2 separate regions of the Homo sapiens genome follow, and region 1 is linked to region 2. A link is a contact called in ENCODE Hi-C or POLR2A ChIA-PET data. All regions are on one chromosome and are shown on one strand. The core of a region is the stretch at or near the end of the contact, and the rest is flanking DNA. Distances in the headings are between cores, read along the strand shown.

What was found. A loop is a pair of places that touch in the nucleus more often than their neighbours do. ChIA-PET counts read pairs that join two places held with the same protein, here RNA polymerase II (POLR2A).
Region 1: a map of endothelial cell of hepatic sinusoid shows a loop between it and region 2 (4-fold over the local background). The contact joins two enhancer-like sites. A Hi-C loop is called at or near these places in 1 of 168 maps with a recorded cell type or tissue (endothelial cell of hepatic sinusoid). POLR2A ChIA-PET finds 5 or more read pairs at or near these places in 3 of 52 experiments (CD4-positive, alpha-beta T cell, Panc1 and WTC11).

The regions. Positions count from the first base shown.
Region 1 is chr15:93,330,263-93,333,450 of GRCh38, reverse strand. The region is part of intron 5 of LOC105370982 (a long non-coding RNA gene); the gene reads right to left. Among named protein-coding and RNA genes, the nearest start is that of RGMA, 240 kb to the right of the region's middle. RefSeq lists enhancers at 802-1,401, 1,402-2,003. Within about 2 kb of position 1,575, at least 3 of the 41 ENCODE cell types and tissues checked have a DNase peak (open chromatin) inside an H3K27ac peak, as active enhancers do.
Region 2 is chr15:93,278,342-93,281,671 of GRCh38, reverse strand. The region is part of intron 5 of LOC105370982 (a long non-coding RNA gene); the gene reads right to left. Among named protein-coding and RNA genes, the nearest start is that of RGMA, 190 kb to the right of the region's middle. RefSeq lists enhancers at 2,258-3,139, 3,140-3,330. Within about 2 kb of position 1,296, at least 6 of the 41 ENCODE cell types and tissues checked have a DNase peak (open chromatin) inside an H3K27ac peak, as active enhancers do.

The DNA.
Region 1 (3,188 bases), core at 326-2,825, 52 kb before region 2:
GCCCGCACGAGAGCATCCCCCACCAGGTTGTAATAGACATGCACCGCCCGCACGAGAGCATCCCCCACCAGGTTGTAATAGGCATGCACCACCCGCACGAGAGCATCCCCCACCGGGTTGTAATAGACATGCACCACCCGCACGGGAGCATCCATTTTAATCACAGATCTGGTGGAGAAAATATCATCTTTCCCCTAGCACCAAAGTTGGTATATTATGGAGTAGAATACCAAACTCACAAGAATTTCTTTTTTTTTTTTTTTTTGAGACAAGAGTCTCTGTCTCCCAGGCTGGAGTGCAGGGGCGCCATCTCGGCTCACTGCAAGCTCCGCGTCCCGGGTTCACGCCATTCTCCTGCCTCAGCCTCTAGAGTAGCTGGGACTACAGGCGCCCGCCACCACGCCCGGCTAATTTTTTGTATTTTTAGTAGAGACGGGGTTTCACCGTGTTAGCCAGGATGGTCTCGATCTCCTGACCTCGTGATCCACCCACCTCAGCCTCCTAAAGTGCTGAGATTACAGGCGTGAGCCACCGCGCCCGGCCCATGACTTTCTAAAAGTTAAAAAAGATTCTAAAAGTTAAAAAAGATTCTAAATATCATACCTGAGCGGAACCACTTAAAAGACTGTCCCCCTCCTCAGATCTCGGGGGGAGGGGAGGAGAGGTGACGTGAGGGTGAGGCATTTACTTGTTTGGGGTGTTCAGGGTACTTCTGGGGGAACTTGAGAAGCCCCTTCCCACCCCCACCCAGTGAATCTGGACTTCTGGGTGCACACCGGTCTGAGGAGAGCTCCCAGCAGGGCCCGGGTACTGGGCCCCCATCTCTTTTCTCTCACTGGTTTTAAGGGTGTCAGAGGCCAGCAGGTACCTACAGATCTAAACCCAGAAAGAGCACCCTCAAACTCCTCTTAGTCCCTTGAGCAAGCTCCCTTGGTATGAAATCTGAAGCTGCCAAACAATGCAAAAGAAAAAGGAGTCAAGACTGGGAAAAGAAGAAGAGGAAAATAACAATTTAAGATGCATTTCTTTCTTCCCAGAAGCTCAGCGTCTGGTAATAATGGATTAGAAACACTACTTCCCTTTCCCTCAGCCAGGAGATCAGGCAGCAAGTACTCCCAGTTGGAGGTTTTCACCAGGGTTTTATTTCGTCTGAGTTTTTTGTTTTGGTGTTTTGTTTGTTTTTCAGGAAACAGAGAATTTTTAAAAGGACAATTCATGAGGTTTTTCATTTTTCTTTAACTTTTGTTTTGACGTGAGATACAAGCGTTCCCATTGTGGAACATGAAATATGTACATATGTAATTCCTGAAAGTCCCTTTAGCCCAAAATAGGAAGAAAGGCAGACAGACAATCTTTGGGGAGGCGATACCTTTCTGGCAGGGATTGAATTGTCCAGGATAACGCTGTCCAGATTCCAGCCTAGACGTGTGCGCCGAGGGGCCTGCAGGAGATCTGGGAATTATTAACTGCAAGAGCAGCCCTGCACACTTTTCAGTTCTGCTTGCAGCTGCAAGGGAGAATTCTGAAGGCAGGGTGCAAGGTGTTGTTGTTAGCAGAAAGCCGCCTCCAGCGTGAATGATGTGCAGCTGCTCACTCCCCCCTCCCCCACAGCCAAGTGCAGGCGTTTTGAAGGGAGTGCTAGAGCTCCTAAAGTGATGAAAAGGAAACACCTTCCTAACCCGAAGGTGTTTCTAATTACAGCAGCTAATTACCAAACCTCCACTGCATTTAATTGCCACAAACAGAATCACAAAAGAACAATTAACAAGTAAAGCCCTGTACTAACAGTTATGCCTAAAAAGGAAGTAGAGAGAGGGAGGGAGAGAGGAGGGAAAAGAAAGGGACTCTAAATCCTGTAGTCTGTTGTGAGCAGGTATACAGTTATTGTAAATAGTTTCTATGAACATTTACTTGTGAAATCTCAGGGCATTAAGTCTGCCAAAATCATCAGCTCAAAGTAGTGAAATTGATAACTGGTGAATGAACAACCAAGACCAATTATTTATGTTTTTGTTCACCTGAGTTTCTCAAGCTTCTGCTCGGCTCATATTGATCCCAGTTGGCTCAAGACATCTGTTTTTCCAGTTTTGTCAACATCCCCAGAGTTGCTTTTCATAAGTTATGATTTTGACAAAAACTTAGAAAGGAGTGTGTTGATCTCACAGCAAAAAATGTGGCTTATCTCTAAAATGGAAAAGCGAAAATTCCTGAAGTTCAAGTGCTTGCACATGACACAGCTCACACACAAAAAACTCTATACCTGCTGTTACGGGTTGAATTGTGCCCACTCCCCTTCATATGTTGAAATCCTGAGCCCCAGTACTTCAGAATGTGACCTTATTTGGAAATAAGGTTGCGGCAAATGAATTAGTTAAGGTTGTTACAGAAGGTAGCTAGTTAGGCATGAGCGGGACAGAAGAGGGCTCCCCGAACCCACACCCCAACAGGAAAGTCAGGTGGCCACCAGGTGATGGTCAGGCAGTTGTCACACTGTGACAGCCAGCACCAGGGAAAGGCAATTTCCCTGTAGATAGAAAACACCTGAAATTGGTGATCAACAGATTCTTCTTCTTTTTTTTTTTTTTTTTTTTTCCCGAGATGGAGTCTCGCTCTGTCGCCCAGGCTGTAGTGCAGTGGCGCGATCTTGGCTCGGCATGATCTTGGCTCACCACTACCTCCGCCTCCTGGGTTCAAGTGATTCTCCTGCCTCAGCCTCCTGAGTAGCTGGGATTTACAGGGGCACACCACCACACCCAGCTAATTTTTGTATTTTTCGTAGAGACGGGGTTTCATCATGTTGATCAGGCTGGTCTTGAACTCCTGACCTCTTGATCCGCCCGCCTCGGCCTCCCAAAGTGCTGGGATTACAGGCATGAGCCACCATGCCCGGCCGACAGCTTCTTAATAAGATCTCAGGAATTGGGCTTGGGCTCCAGCATGTGCATTATGAGGCAAAATGGCAGAGGATGACCTTCCGGGGGCATTTCAGCAGAAAAGGGAAGAAGGCCTCAGGAGAGGATGCTTGCGACTCCAGTCAACACACTGCGCATGCTCACCTCTCAAGCGCTAGCAGGCCATGGCTCATGTGGGCCGGTCACCCTAAGGGAAGGATCAAAGAAAAGGGACACAGGACGGAGAAGTATGCCGATGTGTAAAACCCTAAGTCAAAGGCCACATGCCGCACTTGA
Region 2 (3,330 bases), core at 47-2,546:
TTTAAAGATAATATCGATTCTTGCAAAATATTGTAATTAAGAAAATTAATCCTTCATCACGAACCCTTGTAGCAGAGAACATCTCCCCACATATAGAACCGTTTTACCTAGGATGGACACGTTCCTCCTCTTAGTTTCAGGAACGTCCTACTCTGTCTATGGAGTAGCTGTTCTTTCACTGCTTTACTCTCTTCATAAACTTGGTTTTGCTTTTCACCGCAGACTGGCCCTGAATTCTTTCTCGGCGAGATCCAAGAACCCTCTCTTGGGGTTCGGATCGGGACCCTTTCCTGTAACACATTTACCATACACAAATATAAATCTACATCATCATTTACAATGACCCTATACTATTCCATGAGATAACATGCCTTCATTTTTTTAATCCTGGACAGAGAGAAAAGTGTTTCCAATTGAGCTGTATTATAAACACTCCTGAGGCACACATCCTTGTGCATAACTCTTGGCTCTTTGCCTAATTATTTCTTAGGAGAAAATCCCTAGACCTGGAATTGCTGAATTGAGCATTTGCACTTTTTCGAAGGGTGTTGATTGATGTTACCAAGAAGCCCTCTGGAAAGGCTGGACCAATGTCCCCCTTCGCCAGCAATATAGGGAAACATCCTCTCCCTAGACCTTCACCAACTCTGGGCGTTGGAAAACGCTTCTACTTCCGCTCGCACTTTTTTTTTTTTTTTTTTTTTTTTTTTTTTTGACAGAGTCCCTCGCCCAGGCTGGAGTGCAGTGGCGTGATCTCGGCTCACTGCAAGCTCCACCTCCCGGGTTCACGCCATTCTCCTGCCTCGGCCTCCCGAGTAGCTGGGACTACAGGCGCCCGCCACCGCGCCCGGCTAATTTTTTGTATTTTTTAGTAGAGACGGGGTTTCACCTTGTTAGCCAGGATGGTCTCGATCTCCTGACCTCGTGATCCGCCCGCCTCGGCCTCCCAAAGTGCGGGATTACAGGCGTGAGCCACCACGCCCGGCCCGTTGGCACCGCTTTGTCTTGACCTCCAACGTGCCTGGACAGAATCCCCGAAAGGGGAGAGAGGAGACCCAGGCAGAGGCAGGCACTCTGGGTACAGGGAGCTCCTTTCCCCGGCCTTTCTCTTCCCAGGCGGAAAGTGAAAAGGCCCCAGGGGACAATCTCTGTGTCAACCGGAGGTTGGAAAAACTCGAGGGAAAGAAGGGGCCCAGCGTTGTTTGTAACGCGCCTCCTTCACACGCCCAGGTGGAAAGGCTTTCCCTCCCCCTTCGCCTCCTCCGTCCCAAACAACAGCTGCTGGCGTTAGCCGGCGAGGAAGAAAGGGGAAAAGCAAACACAAGGGCGAGCAGGGAACAGCTCGGTCCTGCAGGTTAGAAGGGCAGGCTGTTCCCACCAGGGACCCCCTTTCAGCTGCAAACTGCCGTGTTTGACATTTCAATGCGGCCTAGGGGAGGGAAACGAGGAAGAGGAGAGAGCAAAGGGGGCCGGCCCGAAGACCTGAATAAGGCAAAGGAGACAAAAAATCTGCTTCTCTTTAATTCCAACACTTGTTCTTTCTGCCTTTTCTCCCTCAGCAGAATGTGACATTCAGGAGCAAATGGGTTTTCTCTCACTCTCTTTTTCTTTTTTTTTTCCCTTTGACATTTAAAAACAATATACACTTGGGTGCATTGAAAGTTGGGGAGGAGTTGGGGGAAGAGGGAAGAGGAAGATTGTTTCTGGAAGAATTGAACCTCAGGAAAGCTGCTTTCATCTTCCTTGTGACTTGTCCTGGCAGCCGAATTCCTTTTCATCACTTTGGAGAGGAAACGTGAAAGGACTTGGATTTTGCAAGCAAAAAAAGTAAAGTCTCCCCTATCTAGTGAATGTGCACTGTGGTGGGGGAGGGACTTGCGTATTCCTTGGGAAGGATCTTAGAACATGAAGGGGCAGTATTCCGGTGAAGCAAACCCCAGAAAACAATAGCAACAATACGTCTGAATGGGGGCCAGGGTTAAGCTGGGGTCAGAGCAAGGCTTTTCTCTCCCCACCCATGACTGAGGCTGAGCTTGTGGCACGGGGATGAGCACCACTGCTTCGGGTGGGAGTAGGGGTGAGGGGTGGGGGTGAGGGGGTGCCAGAGCCCAGGCTCCAGCTTTGGCTCCTGGATACACTGCTAGATGGAACAGAAAACACACTTCACGGCCAGGCGCAGTGGCTCACACCTGTAATCCCAGCACTTTGGGAGGCTGAGGCAGGCAGATCATCTGAGGTCAGGAGTTCCAGACCAGCCGGGCCAACATGGTGAAATCCCGTCCCTACAAAAAATACAAAAATTAGCCGGGTGTGGTGGCAGGTGCCTGTAATCCCAGCTACTCGGGAGGCTGAGGCAGGAGAATCGCTTCAACCTGGGAGATGGAGGTTGCAGTGAGCTGAGATTGCGCCACTGCACTCCAGCCTGGGAGATAGAGCGAGACTCCGTCTCAAAAAAAAAGGAAAGAAAACCCACTGCACAGTCAGGCTTGTCTCTTCCAATTTTTCTATCCCTCTCCCCAATTTGCAGATGAGAAAACTAAGGCCCAGGAAGATTAGATAGAATACTGAGAGTCACAGAGCTGGGTGATCCAGGCCCAGGACACAAGTCCTTTCCCTACCAGTGAAAGAACTGCCTCCCTCTCGCTGCCTGCCTCTCCAGCTCACTCCCTCTTCTGTCTATTAAAAAGAGATTGATCCTCCCCTCTCCATCTAAGTCACAGTCATGCAGTCGCAGTGGCTTTCTTCACCCACAACAGAGCAAAAGTAGCCAGGAAATCAAGTGATGTGTCCCCTTGGGGATGGAGAGAGGAGAAATATCACTCAAGCTGGGCCAGGAAATCAACAGGTTTGTGTCAGGCCTCTGAGCCCAAGTCAAGCCATCGCATCCCCTGTGACTTGCACGTATATGCCCAGATGGCCTGAAGTAACTGAAGAATCACAGAAGAAGTGAAAATGCCCTGCCCCACCTTAACTGATGACATTCCACCACAAAAGACGTGAAAATGGCCGGTCCTTGCCTTAACTGATGACATTACCTTGTGAAAGTCCTTTTCCTGGCTCATCCGGGCTCAAAAAGCTCCCCCACTGAGCACCTTGAGACCCCCACTCCTGCCCACCTGAGAACAAATCCCCTTTGACTGTAATTTTCCTTTATCTCCCCAAATCCTATAAAACCGCCCCACCCTTATCTCCCTTCGCTGACTCTGTTTTTGGACTCAGCCCGCCTGCAGCCAGGTGATTAAAAGCTTTATTGCTCACACAAAGCCTGTTTGGTGGTCTCTTCACTCCGACGCGCATGAAAGTTTCAAAGTGAGGGAAAGGACAACAATG